2 separate regions of the Mus musculus genome follow, and region 1 is linked to region 2. The links are chromatin loops, found by intact Hi-C in ENCODE. Cell type or tissue: left cerebral cortex. All regions are shown on one strand. Each heading gives the region's core, and the rest is flanking DNA. Links, peaks and the distances in the headings are about the cores only.

Evidence for each region. A loop is a pair of places that touch in the nucleus more often than their neighbours do. Peaks named below come from ENCODE experiments on the same cell type or tissue, not always from the same donor. Only the 100,000 strongest peaks of a DNase experiment are listed, where the experiment ranks them.
Region 1: it touches region 2 in a loop (3-fold over the local background); 12 of 42 quality-filtered maps call a loop at or near these places.

Annotation. Positions count from the first base shown.
Region 1 is chr14:27,500,675-27,510,398 of GRCm38, forward strand. It overlaps Ccdc66 (coiled-coil domain containing 66), which reads right to left and starts at 7,786. Exons shown (of 18, transcript NM_177111.3): 1 at 7,748-7,786; 2 at 5,977-6,041; 3 at 4,964-4,989; 4 at 1-8. The coding sequence starts at 7,758. In left cerebral cortex, for the core only: CTCF peaks have their summits at 5,496 (motif pointing left) and 7,613; a DNase peak (open chromatin) is centred at 7,858; H3K4me3 peaks cover 1,796 bases; H3K27ac peaks cover 1,063 bases.
Region 2 is chr14:27,736,959-27,746,682 of GRCm38, forward strand. The region is part of intron 2 of Erc2 (ELKS/RAB6-interacting/CAST family member 2); the gene reads left to right. Among named protein-coding and RNA genes, the nearest start is that of Gm45645, 99 kb to the right of the region's middle. In left cerebral cortex, for the core only: a CTCF peak has its summit at 4,750 (motif pointing left); DNase peaks (open chromatin) are centred at 2,689, 3,332, 4,756 and 6,967; H3K27ac peaks cover 399 bases.

The DNA of each region.
Region 1 (9,724 bases), core at 900-8,899, 240 kb before region 2:
TTTCCCATCTGTTAAGACACAAGTTTAGTCTTTGTGACAGTGCATAAAAAATTGACATGATCATTTTGTTTGGAGATACAACATTGCTATGTGGCCTAACCTGGCCTCTGTCTGCTCATCCCCTCTGAGAATGGAAGCCTGAACCATTACACCCAGCTAACAATCACCATTTAAAATCTGTGATAAATCAGGCCTTAAACTTTTCTGTTTGCTTAGTTAGATACGACAACCATAAGAGGCTGTTATGGTTAAAGGCTTTGCAGACTCCGCCCTGAAAGAGTCAACAATGAGAAATGACTTTGACTCCAGATAATAAAGAATACAAATAAAACTGTATGTTATGGGTCATCCCCATTCTATGCCAGCTTTGAATTTTGTCTCATTACATTATATAACTTACATAAACTGCCTCTTTTAGGTTTTTGGTCCTTATCCCTCCATGACTTAGCTACTTGGTCTCCCTCTCTCCAGTCCCAGTCTTGTATTAATGGCTGCTGTGTTCTTCTACTCTCCGTGGCCACTCACCTCCTCACAGTCTCCTCCTATATTGTTCTCCACATGACCTCCCTCATTCCCCCAGGGGTCCTATGCTGACCCTGTCAAGCTCTCTACAGTTCCAGATAATGACGACCTGCTTTCCAGCTCATTCTCCCCACCTCCAGCTCCAAGTCCTGCTTACCTGAGTGGGCTCTACCACCAGCCCATCCTTAAACCTCTCGCCTGCTCTCATTTCTCTTAAAAATCTTCAGTGTCACCACCAACTAGACATTTCATTTGTTATTTTTCATTCTGCAGTCTATCACACATACGAAGCAAATCCTAACTCTTAGAAAAGTCTAGTTCTCTATAGCATGTATGGTGGGTTGAATATGCGTGGCCCAGAGAATGGCACTATTAGGAAGTATGGCCTTGCTGGAGTAGGTGTGGCCTTGTTGGAGGAAGTATGGCACAGTGGGAGTAGCCTTTGAGAACCTAGTCTTAGCTGCCTTTGGAACAAGAGATGGAGCTCTTAGCTCCTCCAGCCCCACATTTGCCTGGATGCTGCCATGTTCCCGCCTTGATGACAATGGACTAAACCTGTAAGCCAGCTCCAATTAAATGTTGTCCTTGTAACAATTGCCTTGGTTATGGTGTCTGTTCAAAGAAATAAAACCCTAACTAAGAGAGCGTGTAAGTACCAATGACGAAACTATGGAAACTAATTTCATTTATACCCATACCAAGAATATCAAATAGGTTACCTGGAAGTCCTGCATTTAGCAAATTTATATGCTCTCTATTCTTCTCATTTTCAAAAGACCTAATATTTCTCTTATTCTATTCTCAGTTGAAGATTTAGCAATTTCACTGAAAATCTTATACCGAAATATTTAGAGCACCGACTGCACTTCCGAAGGTCGTGAGTTCAAATCCCAGCAACCACATGATGGCTCACAACCATCCGTAATGAGGTCTGATACCCTCTTCTGGGATGTCTGAGGACAGCTACAGAACTTACGTGTAAGATTCTATCACCGGGGCTGGGGAGATATGATAGTGGCCAAGGCATGTCATGCTCTTAGAGAAAACCAAAGACCCGAGTCAGGTTCCTAGCATCCAGGTCAGGCAGCTCACAACTTTTTGCAACTGCAGCTCCTATGCTTCTGGCCTCTGAAGGCTCACATACACAGACCCCACCCAGAAACACATGTACACATCCAACTAAAAAGGATCTTAAAAAGAAACGTATCATCAAATCTCTACTAACTCCTGTGCTCAACATTCTTGTCCTTTCTACTCACATAAAATCCATAAGTCTCCTCAGTGTTCATTTTATCTTACGTCTATAGGTGTTGTGCTTGCATGTATGTCTGTACTACATCTATGTAGTACTTGAAGCCTGAGGAGTGCATGGGATCCCCTGAGACTCCAGTTACAGATGGTTGTGAGCCACCATGTGTGTGCTGGGAATTGAACCCAGGTCCTCTGGAAGAGCAGCCAGTGCTCCTAACTACTAAGACAACTCTCCAGCGCCATAAATCTTATTTGAGGAGGCAGGGGAGATCAACCAATCCATCTCTCCTACTTCCTGGCAATTTTCTCTCTCTCATCAAAACACTTTCTCTTCATTTGGATCAAAAGTAACTTAACGCAAGCATGCTATTATTTCACTATCTAAAAAATGTTTAACCTCAAGCTCGGTCTGGTGATGTATGCCTGGAGTTGTAGCTGTTCTGGAATATGAGGCAGGACATTGCAGATTGTGGTACCAGCTCTTACGTGAACCGCTACCCGACTTCCACCCTTGCTTCTCTCCAGCAATTCACACCCTGGAGGGCAGAGCGCGCTGTTATCCTCGGACGCTTCCCATGCCGCCCTCTGTGCTCGGAGGCACAGCTGAATTTCTCACATAATCTGCTCTTGCCTCTTTGCCTCCATTGTCTATTTATATCTAACCTTATTTTCTTTCTACTAGTTCTTTACTGGCTGGGGGCAGGGGACAATTTGTAGGCATTGTTTCTCTCCTACCACTGTATGGGCTCTGGGGATCAGACTTGGAGGCAAGCACTTTTACCAGCTGAACCATCTTGCCAGCCCCTGCCTGTCCTCATTTTCTATCTTAGTTTCTGACCACATGAGCTCCTTAGATGCTCCACGACCTCACCAAGACTGAAGCACCAACTCGTGGCTCTCGCTAGAACATGGCTACTTCACATTCCACACAGCTCTTTCCCTCACTGCTTGCCCCCTCAACCCCCCATCACTCAGAGAGCCTCTACTAAGCTTCTAACTCCTGTCCCACCATCACTCAGAGCACTTCCTCTAAGCTCCTAACTCCTACCCCACCATCACCCAGAGCACTTCCTCTAAGCTCCTACCCCCACTCCACCCCCCCATCACCCAGAGCACCTCCCCTAAGCTCCTGCTCTCCCTCTCTGGCACTACTTATCCCTCCCCACTGCTGCCAGGCTCCCTCCCTCTGTGACCCTGCCTTCCTCCTTTGTTATTTATTTATTTCTTTATTTATTGCCTTAGTTTATTGCATTCCACATCCCAGTGTAAACTCCACAGAACAGAGTTTTGTTTTGTTTGTCACCTCTCTGTCCTCTGGACCTACAACATGAGTATAGCAGGGTCAGTGTTTAAATTGAACATCCTTAACTACACCTCCTATGCCACTGAATTCTTTATTCTTGCTTCAAAATTAGCCTCCTTCTCAAAAATACTCCCAGTAACCATGGGATCATATCTGACCCTCTTCCGTCAGGGTCTCCCTTAGCTAACTAGCATATATTGAATGCTTTTTGTTTGGAAATTTCTTTGCTACTTATATGTCGACAGGCCTACGTTCAGGTCTTCACTAGCATATTACAACCTTCTCTCCTCTCTCCTCCCCGTCATCCCAAGCACTCCCTTTCTTTCTATGTGCTTAGCTTTATGACAGGTGTCAGGAATACAAGAACATGGTTAAGAAAAGAGCCCTGCTGTCAGGGAGGATTAGGTGTCCCGAGTGCGAGCGCTTCCATCTGTCTGTCTGTCTCTCCTTTTCTTCTGATAAGCTGCAGGCGGACAGCCATGCTGACCGTTTGCTCCAGCTCCTTTCCTGCCACTTTCCAAAGCATGCCCCCAGCTACCCGTTGTGCTTTCTTCCAAAGAAAAATTAGATTATAGCTACTTCCCTTATCACAAATCCTATACTGAGCTGAGCTTGGTAGTGCATACCTGTAATCCCAGCCCTGGAGGCTGAGGAGGGAGGACAACAGAGTCCTATGCTAGCCTGAGCTATACAGTGAAATCCACTTTTTTATTTATTTTTTATAAAGTCTTTAATGGATTCCCTGATAATGTGTCACAGCATTTGCAAGGTCCTTGAGCATCAATTCGAACTCTCTACCTAAGCTTTATGTCCTAAACGTCCCCAAATACACCATTTCAACAGTCAACTTATTTCTCATCACTTGGCATCTTGTAATATTTCCTGCAAGCCTGGACTATACTTTCCAACTTCTTTACCTAATAACTACCTTTCTCATCTCTAAGCTCCTAATTACAGAGCCACCTCACTCACGAGCCCTCTCTTGGTCTCCAACACTGACTGGACTTGCTCTCCAGTGTCCTCTTTTCTGGCACCTCTAACGCCCATCTAACTCCTCAGGACAGACAGACAGTAAGACAGACAGACCTAAGCCTCGCTTCTCTAGAAGACACGGGTGGCTCTTTCTAACTGTCCCCTCTCCTGAAGGTGACAAATAAAGCCATTGAGGCTCTAGGCCATGGCGGAGCTTTCTCAACTGCTGGGAAAACCTACCAGCTGGAGTCTTGCCACATTCCAGTTGTACCAGAAATAATATGCAGAAAAGTCTTCTAAAAAACCAAAAATTCTGTCATCGTGCCATGTTAAGGTACATTTAGTCCAATTGTACACACTACCAAAGAGGAATAATGAAAGCAGGCTGAGAGACAGAGAGAGAGAGACAGAGAGAGACACAGAGAGAGAGAATGTGTGTGTATGTGTGTGTGTGTCAGACTTCCCTATAAAGATTCAGTTATGTTCAGGTTACTGAGCAAGAAAAGCAACCAAGGTCCAAATTACTCCCAAGAGCTTACTGAACAAGATTATGTCATAAAACACCTTTTTAATAGTATGTTGCCTTTTCTTAACCAAGCTCATCAATACTTCTTACACTATAAAGACAAAGTTCAGGTTAGGGAGCCAGCCCAGTAGTTAAAAGTGCTTGCCATGAAACTGTGAGGACCAATGTATGGATGCTCGGAGCACACATAAATGCTGGGTACATATAAAGGTTCGTCTGCAATTCTAGCAAGTAAAAAGCAGACACAGGCAATCCTCCAGCGAAAGCAGCCTAGCTTGCCTATCTATCTGCACGGAGTCCAACGGAGAGGCTGTGACTCAATAAGTAAAACCAATGGAAAGATGCATTTTTCACGTGAAAACAGGTAGGGTCAAAATCACTTGGCTTACCTTCACAGAAACTTTTGATTTATGCTCTACAAAAGAAAATAAAATTACTAAACTATAAAACCCAAAACATATTAAGGCAGTGATAAAAGAAAATGCTAAGAACGAATTAAGATGTTAGGATAAAATTACTATCCCAAAAGCATTAACCGCAAGTCCCACCTGAGTATTCCCACTTTTTCAATGTGGTGGTTCAAATATTCACTCCCATTTCACTTTTATTTCAATAGTCTTTCCAAGGAAAGACAATAAACAAATGGTGGTGGTGATCAGGCAAGTAATTGACGGAGAAGACTAAAAAACTGTACTGAATCTAAAAACTAATGATTTTAAAAAAGACTTTAGCAACTGTAGTTGTACTATATAAATTTAACTTTCTCACACAACATAATTATCTGAACTCAGGGCTGACGAGATGGCTCAGTGGGTAAGAGCACTGACTGATCTTAAGAAGGTCCTGAGTTCAAATCCCAGCAACCACATGGTGGCTCACAACCACCCGTAATGATATCTGCCGCCCTCTTCTGGTGCGTCTGAAGACAGCTACAGTGTACTTATGTATAATAATAAAACTTTGGGCTGGAGCAAGCAGGGACTGAGCGAGTGGAACTGACCAACCAGAGTGAGCGGGGCTGACTGGAGCGAGCAGAGGTCCTAAAATTCAATTCCCAATAACCACATGAAGGCTCATAACCATCTGTACAGCTACAGTATACTCACATGCATAAAATAAATAAATAAATCTTTAAGAATTATCTGAACTCTACCTGTATTACTTATTAGGCAACAAGGTATGGTAACACCAAAAACATTACACATGAAATATATTTTATGAACCAACATAGACAATAGTGATCACTGTCACAATCTGACTTTACTTGGATAAATATCAATTTGTAGACATTAAAAAGAGGCTTTTTCCAAGTGTCATTTAACTATACAAGCAAAACAAACATCTATTAAACTACCACATAGTCTACATACAAACATTTTCGACGTCCAAAAACACAGCATACCATATGGGGACAGTATTAACTTGGTTTTTCCATCCAGTAATTCAGTTTCAAGCTTTAAACCATCTCTGCAATATAAAAGAAAATTGTTTTGACAAGTTTAATTTAACAACTTTCACTAAATAGCAGCCAGGGATATTTATATGAACCTTGAAAGTAAACCTATACCTTTGAATGTATACAGGAATCACATGACCATCAAAGCAGGGGTTTTGGTTGGTTGTTTCTTTTAATTCACATAGCCCAAGCTGCCCTCAAACTCACTATGTATGTAGACCAGGCTGGTTGACCAGGCTGGCTTTGAATTCCTGATTCACCTGCCTGAACCTCCCTCAAAGTAGTCTTTAAATTTTAAAATATTGTTTTCAAGGCTGGAGAGACAGCTCAGCAGTGAGGAGCACTGTCTATTCTTGGCAAGCAGAACCAACATTGCAGTTAACAAGTGTCTGTAAAGGCCCCTCGGGTCACCAAGGGCACCAGCACAAGTGGCCCACAGACTTACATGCAGGCACGATACCCATTCACATAAAATTAAAATAAGTATTTAAAAAGTATGTGTATATATGTGTTCATACATACACATTTTTTTTAACCTAAGAGGGAAAAAAATACAAAAGACTTTCTTACAACTTTTCAGTGAGGCCAGCATGTGTCATGTTTAACCTGAAACCTGGTTTTTGTTACTGGTAAGAAATAAAGCAACCCAGTTATTGCAGCATCCTTTAACCTGCAGCTCTATACCAAAAGTCCCATGCTGCTACCAGAACTCCTTAGCCAGGTACAAGACATAGATAAGCTATTTATGCGTTTTTTGTTTTGTTTTGTTTTTAACAATTTCATGACTGACAGATTCCAAGGAGGAATAGACGCGACTGAAAGATGGCTAAAATGGTCACCAATGTGACGGCTGCTTAAATACAGAATTCCACACAACTTGGACTATTTCATATACTACACGATTGCTTTAGTGACTCTATTACTATCTTAATAAATAAACAATAAACTTTGGCTAATATGACACTTTACATGTCAAAAGCGCCACCATAAAGAAACGGTAAACACTACCAGCAAAACTTACGTTGTCTATTAAAGTCAACAAAATTCTGATGGGATTCTACACACAGTATTACACAGTCTTACGGGGGTGGGGTGGGAACGGGGTGGGCGTTATGTGTCTATGAACAGTAATGACGACAACGTCAAAGAGAAAATACCAAACCAAGAAATTAAGGGCGAGCAGGTTGACTAGCAACTTTAAACTCAGAGTTGCTTTGGTAGCGAGAATCAAAGTGCCTGCGTTTGTAAAAGGAAACAATCTGGGAGATATAGGTTGTCAGAGGCCACCCCGTTGCAGGACTACAAACAGCTCATGGGTACGTTAGAAGGCAACCTCTTGAATGAATCTGAAGTTGCTAAGTCTCTATACTACCGCCCCGCAAGCTTACGGGGCAGGCTGCCTCATTGATTTCTAAACTCCCAGAAGAGAACCTAACATTCAGCTTCTGGATGCGCGGTTACGTCTAGGTCTGGTGGCTGGTTTTCCTAAAACGATGAACTTCTGAAGATGAAGACCGCACCCCAGACTCGGTCCAGCCCCAGCTGAGGATGCTCCAGCTCAGTACGGGGCAGCCGTAGCTCCCCGAGCATCTCGCCCTCTGGGGCGCCATCTCCCCTCCGGGGCGCTCCAACACCACGGTCCGCGCTGGACCCGGAACCCCGCCCGCCGCCACGCGCCGGCTGAAAGTTACAGCCCAGCGAGTCCCCGCCGGCTTACCCCAGGTTCATGGCCCCGCCGCCCACCCGCAGCTCGCTCAGGTCACTTGTGTACCCAGCTTGCTGCCGCTGCTCAACAAACGCTATGCTGATTGGTTGCCGGGGGCCAGCCGAGCCAATCACAGTGGGACATGCTGGCGGGTCCGTTCGTTGATGCCGGCCTCCCCGGACTCTAGATCCCTCTCCGGGGGCGTCTGCGGTTTCTTCGTGATCACCGCCAACCTTGGGGAGCCGCCTTGGCTCTAATGGAGGTTTCCAAATAGGCAGAAACAACAGATGTAACCATTCTCTTTTATATTTGGAGGAGAGGTTTATTTAGTTGAAGGACTTGTGACGCCTAGGACACAGAGTATATGTCTCTGTCTCTTCGTGCTTCCCACACCTTACAGGCTGAAGTTCTTTAAATACTGCAGCAACAGTCACAGTGTGGACCAAACTCGTATATCCGTCGTTAGCAGTGCTATCTCTGAGGCACGAAGAGGCAAAAGGACTTGCCTGGGTCACTGACCACTTAACAATTATACTACAGATCTTATATCTAATGTGAATATGTGTATAACCCCAGCTGACGCTTTTAGACTCAGCCCAAAATTCCACTTGTTGCTCTTCCAGAGAATCCCAGTACTCACGTCAGGGGGCTAAGCCTCCTGCAGCTATATCAATCCTGGTGTCAGACTGGAGTCGGGGAGGGCGCACCCTCGGCAGCCTGTTTCAGAGTGAGTTCCAAGACACCACCATCCCTACCCCCATCCCCACCCCCACTAATCCCCACATAAAAATAAACAAATGTCACTTCCATAAAGAAGCTGCTGAGGGTAAAGTGTAAGAAGGCAATGTCAGCCGGGCGTGGTGGCGCACACCTCTAATCCCAGCACTCAGGAAGCAGAGGCAGGCAGATTTCTGAGTTCGAGGCCAGCCTGGTCTAAAAGTGAGTTCCAGGACAGCCAGAGCTATACAGAGAAACCCTGTCTCAAAAGAACCAAATAAATAAATTATTATTATTATTAGTAATAATAATAATAATAAAAGAAGGCAATGTCTACCTCCCTCCTCCTAGGATCCCAATAGTAGAGACATTATTAGGGTCACTTCCGGAGCATGCAGGAGGGTTTTCAGGAGTTTGGGCAATCCGAAAGTAAATGTAAAGTCTGCACTTAGCAAGGCTGGCGACAAGCTCAAGCTCACGGCTGGATGTGATAGCTGGGCATCTGCTCCCCTTGAGTTCCCAGAGCCCACGTGTCATTACAGCAGTATTGGATTTGGTTGGCTGAGAGGGATGCTCAGGAGGGAGTCCCACGAACCTCCCTATCCAGTCCTGCTATCAGGGAGTGCTATCTTATGCAGACAGGCCCATTTAAGCATCCTGAAGATGGTGGTAGCTGGGCTTGGAGGATAGTCTAGTCCTATGCAACAGAAATCCTCAAAGACTGGGCAATTCCCCATCATGCCACACACACCGTTGGAATCCTGTACCAAAGTGAGTGTCAGAGAAACAGTTGATGTCTGGTACACTTCTGTAACCACAGCTGCTGCCACTTAGGAGACAGAGGCTGGGGGTCCTCCATAGTGTGAGGCCAGCCTAGGCTATACAGGTGTGGTGGCTATTCCTAGTTGTCAACTTCTGGAATGAACTACAGTTCAGAAATGGAGGGCACACCTGTGATCCAGATCATGAGGCTAGAAGACACGGGTTTCTGACTCAGATCTTGACTTGGGATGACACATACTTTTGATCCAGATCTTGAGGCATAGCGGCCATGAAAAGCTTAGGCCCAGTTAAGGTAGTATATGCCTTTAATCCCAGAAGAATGAGGCAAGCATATCATTGAGTTCAAGGTCAGCCTGGGACAGAGCAAGTTCCAGATCCAGTTGTGGTGGCACACACCTTTAATTTGGGCCACACTTTCTGCTGGAGGCCTACATAAGGGCATTGGAAGAAGGAAGGCTTAGTTCTTTGCCTGCTTGCACATCTGTTGGA
Region 2 (9,724 bases), core at 847-8,846:
TCCAACTTCAGGCCTAGTGCATGCTTCACACACATCCCACCACTGAGCTATATCCCCAGCCCCGCTATTCTTTTAGTTTAGTTTTTTCCTTTCCTCCCTGAAAGGCTGGTAAGCCTATAAACCTTTCGTAAGTGGTCACCCTTATCTGTAGTGACTGCTGGGAACGGGTAGAAAGCAGCTTCTTACCCTGGCAGCTACCCCTTTCCATGCTGAGAGGAAGCTGGACCCTTTGAGGACACTATTACTCTTCAAACCTCCTTTTTTTTTTTTTTTTTTTTTTTTCCTTTCCCAAAATAGAAGGCTTGGCTCCCAGAGGCCAGGGCACAGTGAGCTCCCTTTTAATTGGCAGAAATCTCCTCTAACTCATAGTGATGTGTGGTGTCTGTTTCCAGAGGGCTTTCATTATGAGTTCTTAGGGCTTTATGTCAGACTCTAAATCACCCAGGAACAGGGTTCATAGGGTGGAGAATAGAAGAGAATAGAAAGTAGAATTCTCCCCCAATAGATCTTATCCCTGTAAAATTACCATAACCTACTACATTAAGTATTAATTGCAAATCTGTTTCAACTTTTAAATAACACGCAGTTTTAAGAAGCTCAATCAGATGCAACTGAAAAACAAAGGAAGAACAAGAAATTTCTGGATACCATTTAGGGTGCTAAATTAGTCAGGATTTTTACCATAAGAACAGGGATGTTTTCTGGTCTCATTGGCAATGGAACCTGGGAGAATGGATTCTAAAAAGGGCGTGGACTACAGTCTCATGTCACAGAGGGCTTTCTTCAGCGCATCAGAGAGTTTATACTCTGAAGGTTAGGAAGAGTCACATTAGTAAAGTGTACAATCACAAGGACAAGGTACATGTGGCAAAACCACGGTTTTCCATACAGGCATATAAACAAATAACAACAGCCAGTTGTAATGAATAATCTGAAGTAAGCTAACTCCTATCCACTGTGCCTAGGTACAACAGCACATCCCAAGAACAATTCTTTGTTTTGAAGAAACTGAGGTCACAAGTCTCTTGTCTTATTTTCTTCAAGTTTTCTCACAAGCACTTACAATTCTCTTCACATAACTCTGTTCTTGGATTATATTCTGAGAAAGGAACATTTACCTTTAGTATTTATATGCATCCCCCACTGATGTGTTTATAAAAAGAGAAAGAGAAAAGGGGGAAGTTGTTCTATGGGGGTATAGTCAGGTATGGGGGAAGGGGGAGTCTCAGCGGGCCCATGCCAAGGCATCCCTTCCCCTGAGGAAGATATACAAGGGTATAGTATAGAATAGAGTTTATTCAGGACAAGGGGAGGGGAGTCAAGAGGGTAATAGAGGCATAGAAAGGGAGAGAGAGAGAGAGAGAGAGAGAGAGAGAGAGAGAGAGAGAGAGAGAGAGAGAGAGAATAGAGAAGTAGAGGAGAGGCCGGCCATGAGCACTTGGAGAGAGGAGGGGGAACAGAATGGGAAAGGGAAGGGGGAAGGGGACAGGGAACAAGAAGGGAAGAACAAAAGGGCAGGAGAACAAGAGAGGGAGGAGGGGGCAAGCACCCCTTTTATAGTGGGTCAGGCCTACTTGGCTGTTGCCAGGTAACTGTGGGGAGGAGCACACCTGACTGCTGCCAGGTAACTGAGGTGGAGCTTAGACAGAATGCTAACATTCCCCCATTTTGGTTTAATTTAAAAAGAAAAAAAAAATTAGAAAAAGGTGATGGTGAGGCAGGAATAAGGTCATCGTGATATCTGGCTGCTTCATGCTGGCACTGGGGGTGACGTGTCTCTAAGGAACCTAGAAGAGTGGGTGTGGGGATTGTTCGTCCCGTTTTAGGAGAGTTGGCTGTTTCCTGCTGTCCAGGGTGGACATCTGAGGATAGGTCAGAAGGAACAGGTCCAGTAGAAGTGTGTGTGTGTGTGTGTGTGTGTGTGTGTGTGTGTGTGTGAGAGAGAGAGAGAGAGAGAGAGAGAGAGAGAGAGAGAGAGAGAGAGAGAGAGGAGATTGGAGCATCTGGAAGTTGCTTCTCTGGAGCTGTCCTGGATGTAGTAAGTGCCTGGACATGACAAGATGCTGAAGCACATTATTATAGGTAGAGAATAAGATTAAATACCTTTGGGAGAAAGAAAAACTTTTTTTTTCTTAAGATGTACACTTGAAACCCAGAGGAATCCCACCCTCTGGAATGGGTAGTACGTGGGAACCTTGGGCAGATGTACTTATCTGGGTGGAGCCTATGTGGTCCATGAGAGGTGGCTCTGAGTAGCTGGGTTTCCTATAGCTTAAAAGTTTACAAAAGAGATAACAGCACGAGTTAACACCATGAACAGTCTTTAAGATGAGCCTTTTGTGGAGCAGAAGGAACAAGAATTTGTGATTAAAAGGTTGGATCGTATAGTGGAATGTTTCATTAGAGTTAAAAACTCGAATAATGTTAGGACAGTGGCATAGCAAGAAGAGGAAATATGAAACATTTAATCAATGGAAACTGAGTTTAGGTAAGGAGATAACAGATTGCATCTGTGAAAGATTTTCTTAGCTGTCAAGTTATAGTTATCTTAGCTGTAAATGTAGTCAGAAGTCTGAGAAAGAATAACCAATCATCTATCAGTTATATATTATTTAAAAAATGACAGAGTTCAATAGCCAACAGTTCCCTGTGGGCTCCATGGTTTCCATGGCAACCTGAGGAGAGTCAGTGTGGCTTTCAAGCCCAGAAGACAGCAGGGCTTTTTCTCTGTGGAATGGATGCGTGTGACATGAGAAATGGCTTACCTTGGTTTAGCTAAGCCATTTGACTCAGGGTATCTAGTTTTGTTCACTGTGTTTCTCAGTAATTATCATATCACAATCTAGGCAGTATCTTGTAGCTATGTCCAAGACTTCTGAGACCTCGTGGGGTTAACTGTTAAAGGCTTTGGGAACTCTGTCATAATCTTAATAACTAGCAGACTTCTGACAGGATTGAGGGCTATATCGATTGGTTATAACTGAATAGAATTTAATGGCAGTAGTAAAAGAAACCATCGTCTATCAAGACAGGATAGAAATGAAAATCTTAAGTAACTTTGACAGGTTGTATAAGTAGAAAAAAAGCACTGCTGCATGGCTGGTGGGTCAGGGCATCCTGCACTGTGCCCGGTAGGTTGCGTGGCTCTGTGTCCAGTGGGTCGGAGCAGCGCCATGTTGAGGGCCCCACAGAGGTGGCATCGCATTGCGGACCCCATGGGAGCGGCTGAGGCAGAGGCAGTGCTGGGGCCAGCAGGTCAGGTTGGCTCTGCTGTGTGGTGGTGGACACAGGAGCAGCGAAGGTGTGTTTACTTTGACCGGGTGCAGGGTGGAACTTCCTACTTAGCAGCTAGAAGCTGTGGCCCAGTGCTTCAGGCTGTTGGAGTTCTCATGGGGTGGAGCAGAGGAAGCTCCTGAAGTAGGTGTTCTGTATCCCAGCATGCTATTCTCACTCTGAAGTGAACGGGAGCAGAGCTAGTGAGAAAATGCAAGAGCGGGGAGGGCAGCAGAGTCCCTGGCAAGGGGACTTTTCAGGTGGAAGCAAACTGCAAATAAGGGAGGGGAGGAGGAAGTTTATGCTTCAGGTCACTAGTGAGAAAATGCCAGTTTAGCAGCCATGTAGAGATATTGATTTCAGTTAACTGTGAATTAGACCAAGACATCCCAGTAAATAGGGACAAAGTGGCGAGTACTGACCTATGGCTGAGACACATGGGAGCTGGTTGGAGCCAGTGCTCCTGAGTCACAGAGAGCAGACTATCCAGGCCTGGCCTGGGATTCTTAGCTGTGAGAAAGAAACTGTCTCAAAAGGAGAAAGGAAAGTTTCACCTGAGGGAAAGAGTCCTAGAACGAGGGTCAGGGCAGCACAGGGGTAGCTCCAAGCTCCCCTGGGACCATGCAGATGGTTTCTCTGACCGGTGTTGTGTGTGGGGGAGTGTTGACCAGTTCTGAGCTATCAAGCATGGATCTCCATGTGATCACTGGGGTGGGATGCAAACCTGCAGAGTTTCTAAATCTGAGTCATGGCATTATATAATGTGCTTATAAAAAGATAAACAGAAAAGGGGTCATATGTCCTATGGGGCATAGTCAGGTATGGGGGAAGGGGGAGTCTCAGTGGGCCCATGCCAAGGCATCCCTTTCCCCTGAGGGACCAGCCACACAATGGTATAGTATAGAATAGAGTTTATTCAGGGATTAGGGAGGGGCATCAAGAGGGTAGTAGAGGCAGAGAGAGAGAGAGAGAGAGAGAGAGAGAGAGAGAGAGAGAGAGAGAGAGAGAGAAGTAGAGGAGAAGAGGCTGGGCATGAGCACTTGGAGAGAGGAGGGGGAATGACATGGGAAAGGGAAGGGGGAAGGGGGACAGGGGATAGGGAACAAGAAAGGAAGAACAAGAGGGCAAGAGAACAAGAGAGGGAGGAGGGGGCAAGCAACCCCTTTTATAGTGGGTCAGGGCTACCTGGCTGTTGCCAGGTAACTGTGGGGAGGAACTTAGACAGAGTGCTAACACCCACCCTTCTACCCCTCGACCTACTGAAATCTGTACAGATTTGACATAGGTTTATCTTAAGAGGTCTGTCTACTTTTGAAGTTTCTTGCAGGTGGCAAAAGTTTTAAGTTTGCACACACATACTATTTTATCTGGAAATCCGTTCATAATAAGCTATAAAGGAACCCATAGAAAATGTTTTATGCTTTATGAGTAAGAGCACAAAACCAAAGCTAACCAGCAAGTTTTGTCCTGTAGGTGTGAGTTTGGTGCCACCTTGTGGCCAACTGTCAGATGAGACACAACATTAAAGGAAACCGCACCCCAAGACAACTAATACTACTAAAATTATGCCCTGCAAATTAAACTAGAAGGATGGGAAGGGGGGTGGGGGTAAAGGAGGAGGAGGAAGAGTAGGAGCAGGGGGATGAGGAGGATGGGGAGGAGGAAGAGGAGGAGGAGGAAGAAGATGTCACTGTGGAAAACTGTGGGTGCTTGTGTCCACAATAAGCACCCATTTGCTTCCCAAAATTACAGAGCTAAACCTATCTAGTGTGAAAATGACTGAGGTTTTCTCTCCACAACATATGATCACACCATTATCTTCATTTGAGCGAAGCCTGTCAATATATATCTCTTGCATAATTATGTGTGTGTGTCCATGTGTGTAGTTGTGCATGCTCTGGCAGAGTGTGGAGGTCAGAGCACATTGCTGTGTATGCAGTTCTGTTCTCTGCTGTAGGCTGTGGAGTTGACCTTAGATCCACATTAGGCTTGTGGAGCAAGTGTCTTTGCCCTCCGAACTATCATACCAGCACCTGGATCTATCTTTTTAATGTTAATACGTAAGCTGTCTTTATGAGCATGGTAGACATATGAAAGTATGTCTACCATGTCTCCCCTTCTTCTGCAATATCTTTTAAGCCTTAGGCAGGGGTTATGTAATGGATGCATCAGTAGGAGTTGGGCATTACACAGTCAGCCATTCTCTACATTTGTACCGGTTTCTGATTTCTGTGATGGTCTCTGCTGCAAAAGGAAGCTGCTTTGTTGAAGGGTGAGAGTTACACTTCTCTCTCTCCATCTCTATATGTGTGCTGTGTTTGTGTGTGTGTGTGTGTGTGTGTGTGTGTGTACTTACATGTACCATATGCTTGTGGGGTCTGAGAACAACTCCAGGGAGATGGTGAGCTTTTTGTGTGAGTGTGCTGGGGCTAGAACACAGGGCCATGCAAGCACCAGGCAAGTGTTCTGCTGTTGAGCTACACCTCAGCCCTAAGCTATGACTTTTGACTTATTTTTGCACACTTTTATAACAGCCTCCAAGACATAGAGAATGAGCTTTTAGTTGTTTAAGTTTATTTATTATTGTTGCTTGTGTGAGTGTGTGTCGGCACACACATGTGGAGGCCAAAAGACAGCTTTTGGGAGTTGGTTTTCTTCTTCCACTTGGGTTTTCAGAAATCATACTCTGATGTCTGTCAGGCTTTCAGGACATGGATTTTTTTTTCTTGCTGAGCCTCTGAGCCTGGCTTAACTGTGCTTATTTTGCCCTAGGAAAGGATAGGTTAGAGGCTAGCTTAGGCCCAAACCCTGTGGTATTGTAGAAGATTCAGAACCTAGCTTTTGTAGGAGGACAGGTGTAAGACATGAACTTTGCTAAGCTGACGGGAGTTTTAGAGACTTGGTGTGCTGAAAGAGGGTGGAGACCAGAGATGGGGATGGAGAGAGAAAAAGAGAGTTGCAATGCAGCCAGCCAGTGCAGCAGACAAAGGAAAATCTCTATAAGTTTCCAAAAGATAAATTGGACCCTGAAAAGTCATCTCTCTGATTAAACTTTTCTAAAGGAGGTTCCTTCTACACACACACATCAAAGCCCAAATGCATTTAAGTGACTTTCTGATTCTCCAGGACCTGGTTCTGTGCCTTCTCTGATCAGACATACATTAATTACTCCAGCAACACCAAGTTGCTCTGGGCACAACCTCCCAATTTCTTTTGTAACTTTCCACTATAGTTCAAGCTATTCCTGTTACCTTGTCTATCCTCTTTCTCAGAGTCCTGTGCTTTTTAAAGGGCTCAGCTTAGGAGATGACCCGCAATATGCTTCTTGGTGCTTCCTTCCTATCCTCTAGTCTTGAGGGTGTGCACACTGCACACACCCATGATGCCTCATGATGATATGGATGCCTTAGACTTCCTTATTAAACAACACTATCCGGAAGAAGGAGTCCTGCATGCTAGTTTTCCTTTTGTTACTAGAATTCTGTGAATGATTTCATATATATCTGATCCTACCATAGCTGAGAAGGCCTGAATTGAGGCCAGTTTAGAAGATGGGGTTGGGGGGAAGGATCAGTGAGAGAAACAAGGCTTCTAAGCCTCCCTATGACATAACTGGTGTCTGTTCTCTGGGCACAAGGCACTATCCTCAGCCTTCCCCCATCAGCCTTATTTTGTCTCTGTGCACACTCACACCCCTTCCACGTGGTGAAACTCCCCGTTCCTTGTACAGCATCACAGTCAGAGGCAGAAAGGGCTTCTCTTCAGTCTCACAGAATGGTTTATAAAGGGAATGGTCTTGACTGTGTGGCTCTTGAACAGTTGCTGTCCTGGCACTTTGTGCATATTGCCTGGACTCATTTCCTTTCATTTTTTTTTTTTTTTGAGACAGGGTTTCTCTGTGTAGTCCTAGCTGTCCTGGAACTCACTCTGTGAACCAGTCTGGCCTCAAAATCACAGAGATCCCCCTGCCTCTGCCTCCTGAGTGCTGGGGTTGAAGGCATGCCACCTCTTCTTCTGTATATTCAAAGGTTAGAAAATTTTCTCCAGTCACACATGGAGCTGATACTATGAGCAGAGGTTCCTTTTTTGTGGGATGCTCTCCCCCCCCCATGCAGTTCTATATCTTATTAACATTTCTTTCTCTTCAGAGCCCAGAGTCAGTGTGTTCACTTAAACTGCTTACAAACCATGATAGATATTTTTGATACTCACTTATGCTACTTGTGGACCATTTCACTCCCCTCATTTTCAGTATGCTTCTGGAGGGAGGAGCTCTCTCACACTGAAAACAGAGTGTTTTTGCACCAACTGGAAGGATGTCTCATAGTGGAGGATAATACTGTTCCCTTTTCCTGGATATCTTCATCACGAGAGCCCTAACCTAAAAGGACTCACTTCTAACTACTCTTTAAATGACTGTTTGGTTTAGTGACAATTTGTTTTTTTAATAATGTATTTTTGCTTCTAAGTCTACTTTCTGTCAAGCTTTGCCTTATAGTTTACAAGGCTCAATCAACTCCAAGTCCTCTGCCCATAATACCAGCTCCATGCATGACTGGTGTGACTTTTCTAACCTGTGATTATGCAGAAGAAGAGGTGGCTTAAGAAGACTGCTCTGGACTGAGTCTGAATAACCGGATTAAAAATTTGTTCCCATCACTGTTTAGACCCCACTCCCCAGTGCATTACTTTCTTATTGTTGAAGTGGGACGGCATCTTCTTTCCTGTGATATTAGCCAGATTTCTGTAACCATGGCAAAATATCCTAGGCAGTTAACTTGACAGGAAGAAAGGTTTGTTTTGGCCACTCTTAGTGATCTTAGTCCATCTCCCTCCATGCCTGTGGTGAGACAGAAGAACATGGCGAGGACTGTGGTGGAAGCAGCTGCTCACTTCATGGTAGACAAGATGAGAAGGGAGGGGCTGGGTCCCCTAATCCCCTACAAATGTAATCTCCCAATGACCTAACTTCATTTCCTTAGATCTGTCCTTGTAACTGTTCCATTGTCTCCATGTTGATAAATGGACTTTAGGGGGAGGTTCAAGCTCCAAACTGTAGCACCAGCCTGACCCAGACATTGCTACAAAGAGATGACGTATATTCTAGAGTGCTTGGAAAACCAGAGGATGATAGTTAGAATCTGATCAAATCGTGTCTAAAGTTCTTTCTTAATAGTCCTGTAATTAGGCCTCTGTCTGTCTGGAAGACTGTATGTGTGAGGGACGAGAACTTCATATTCTCAGTCTCTCTTCCCCGGCACTGAGTTGGAGATTTTCCTTCTCTAGGCAGTAGCCTCTGGTGGAGTAGTTTCCTTTGTGTGCAGGCAAGAATAGAGCACCCTAGACTCACTTTTATGTGGTCAATCTCTTTTAATCCACTGCAGGAAGAACTGGGGGTTTTCTCTGGTGTTTACAGGGAGAACCTGCTAGGGATCCTGGAGTTAAGATTCACAACGTGTGGGGATTCCAAAGATGGGGTCCGTCTGGATGTTTTAAATGCTGTTTCTTTAAAAATCAAGAAATGTGGCCTGTAGCAGATCCTCTGCCACAGGGCTCCATACCCAAATAGAGCCGGGAGGGAGCAAGCCTGTGGACAGGAGTGTGGACAGGCCTGTGAGTTCAGGTAGGACTGATGCTCAGAGGAACCTGCCCAGAACCCTCAGGACACAGGAACCAAGGGGCTGCCTGGGACTTGAGTATTCCAGTCTTTGTCTGCACCCAGAGCTGATCCTGTGCCACAGAGCTACATACACAAATATCCACAGGAGAGCTGGTCTCCCAGGAGTACCTATACACCTGTGAGCACAGGTAAGACCACCACTTCTCTTCAAATTCCTGGCCCAAGAGAGACCCTCACAGAGTCATCAATACACAGAACCAAAGATCAGCTGGGGACAGGATCCTTCTGATCTCTGTCTGCACCCCAGAGTTGTCCCTATACCACATCTCTCCATACCCAATTCCTCCTGGAAAGAACTGGTCTCCTAGGAGTACACATAGGCTTGCAGGAGGGACAAGCCAAAGTCAGAGACAGCAAGACCAGCTAACACCAGAGAAAACAAGATGGCAAAAGGCAAGCACAAGAACATAAGCAACAGAAACCAAGATGACTTGGCATCATCAGAATCCAGTTCTTCCACCACAGCAAACCCTGGTTACCCCAACACACAAGAAAAGCAAGACTCTAATTTAAAATTACACTGCATGATGATGATTCAGGAATTTAAGAAGAACACAAATAACCCCCTTAAAGAAATACAAGAGAACACAGGTTAACAGAAGACCTTAAAGAGAAAACATAAAAATCCCTTAAAGAATTACAGGAAAACACAACCAAACAGGTGAAGGAACTTAACAACCATCCAGGATCTAAAACTGGAAATAGAAACAATAAAGAAATCACAAAAGGAGACAACACTAGAGATAGAAAACCTAGGAAAGAGACCAGGAG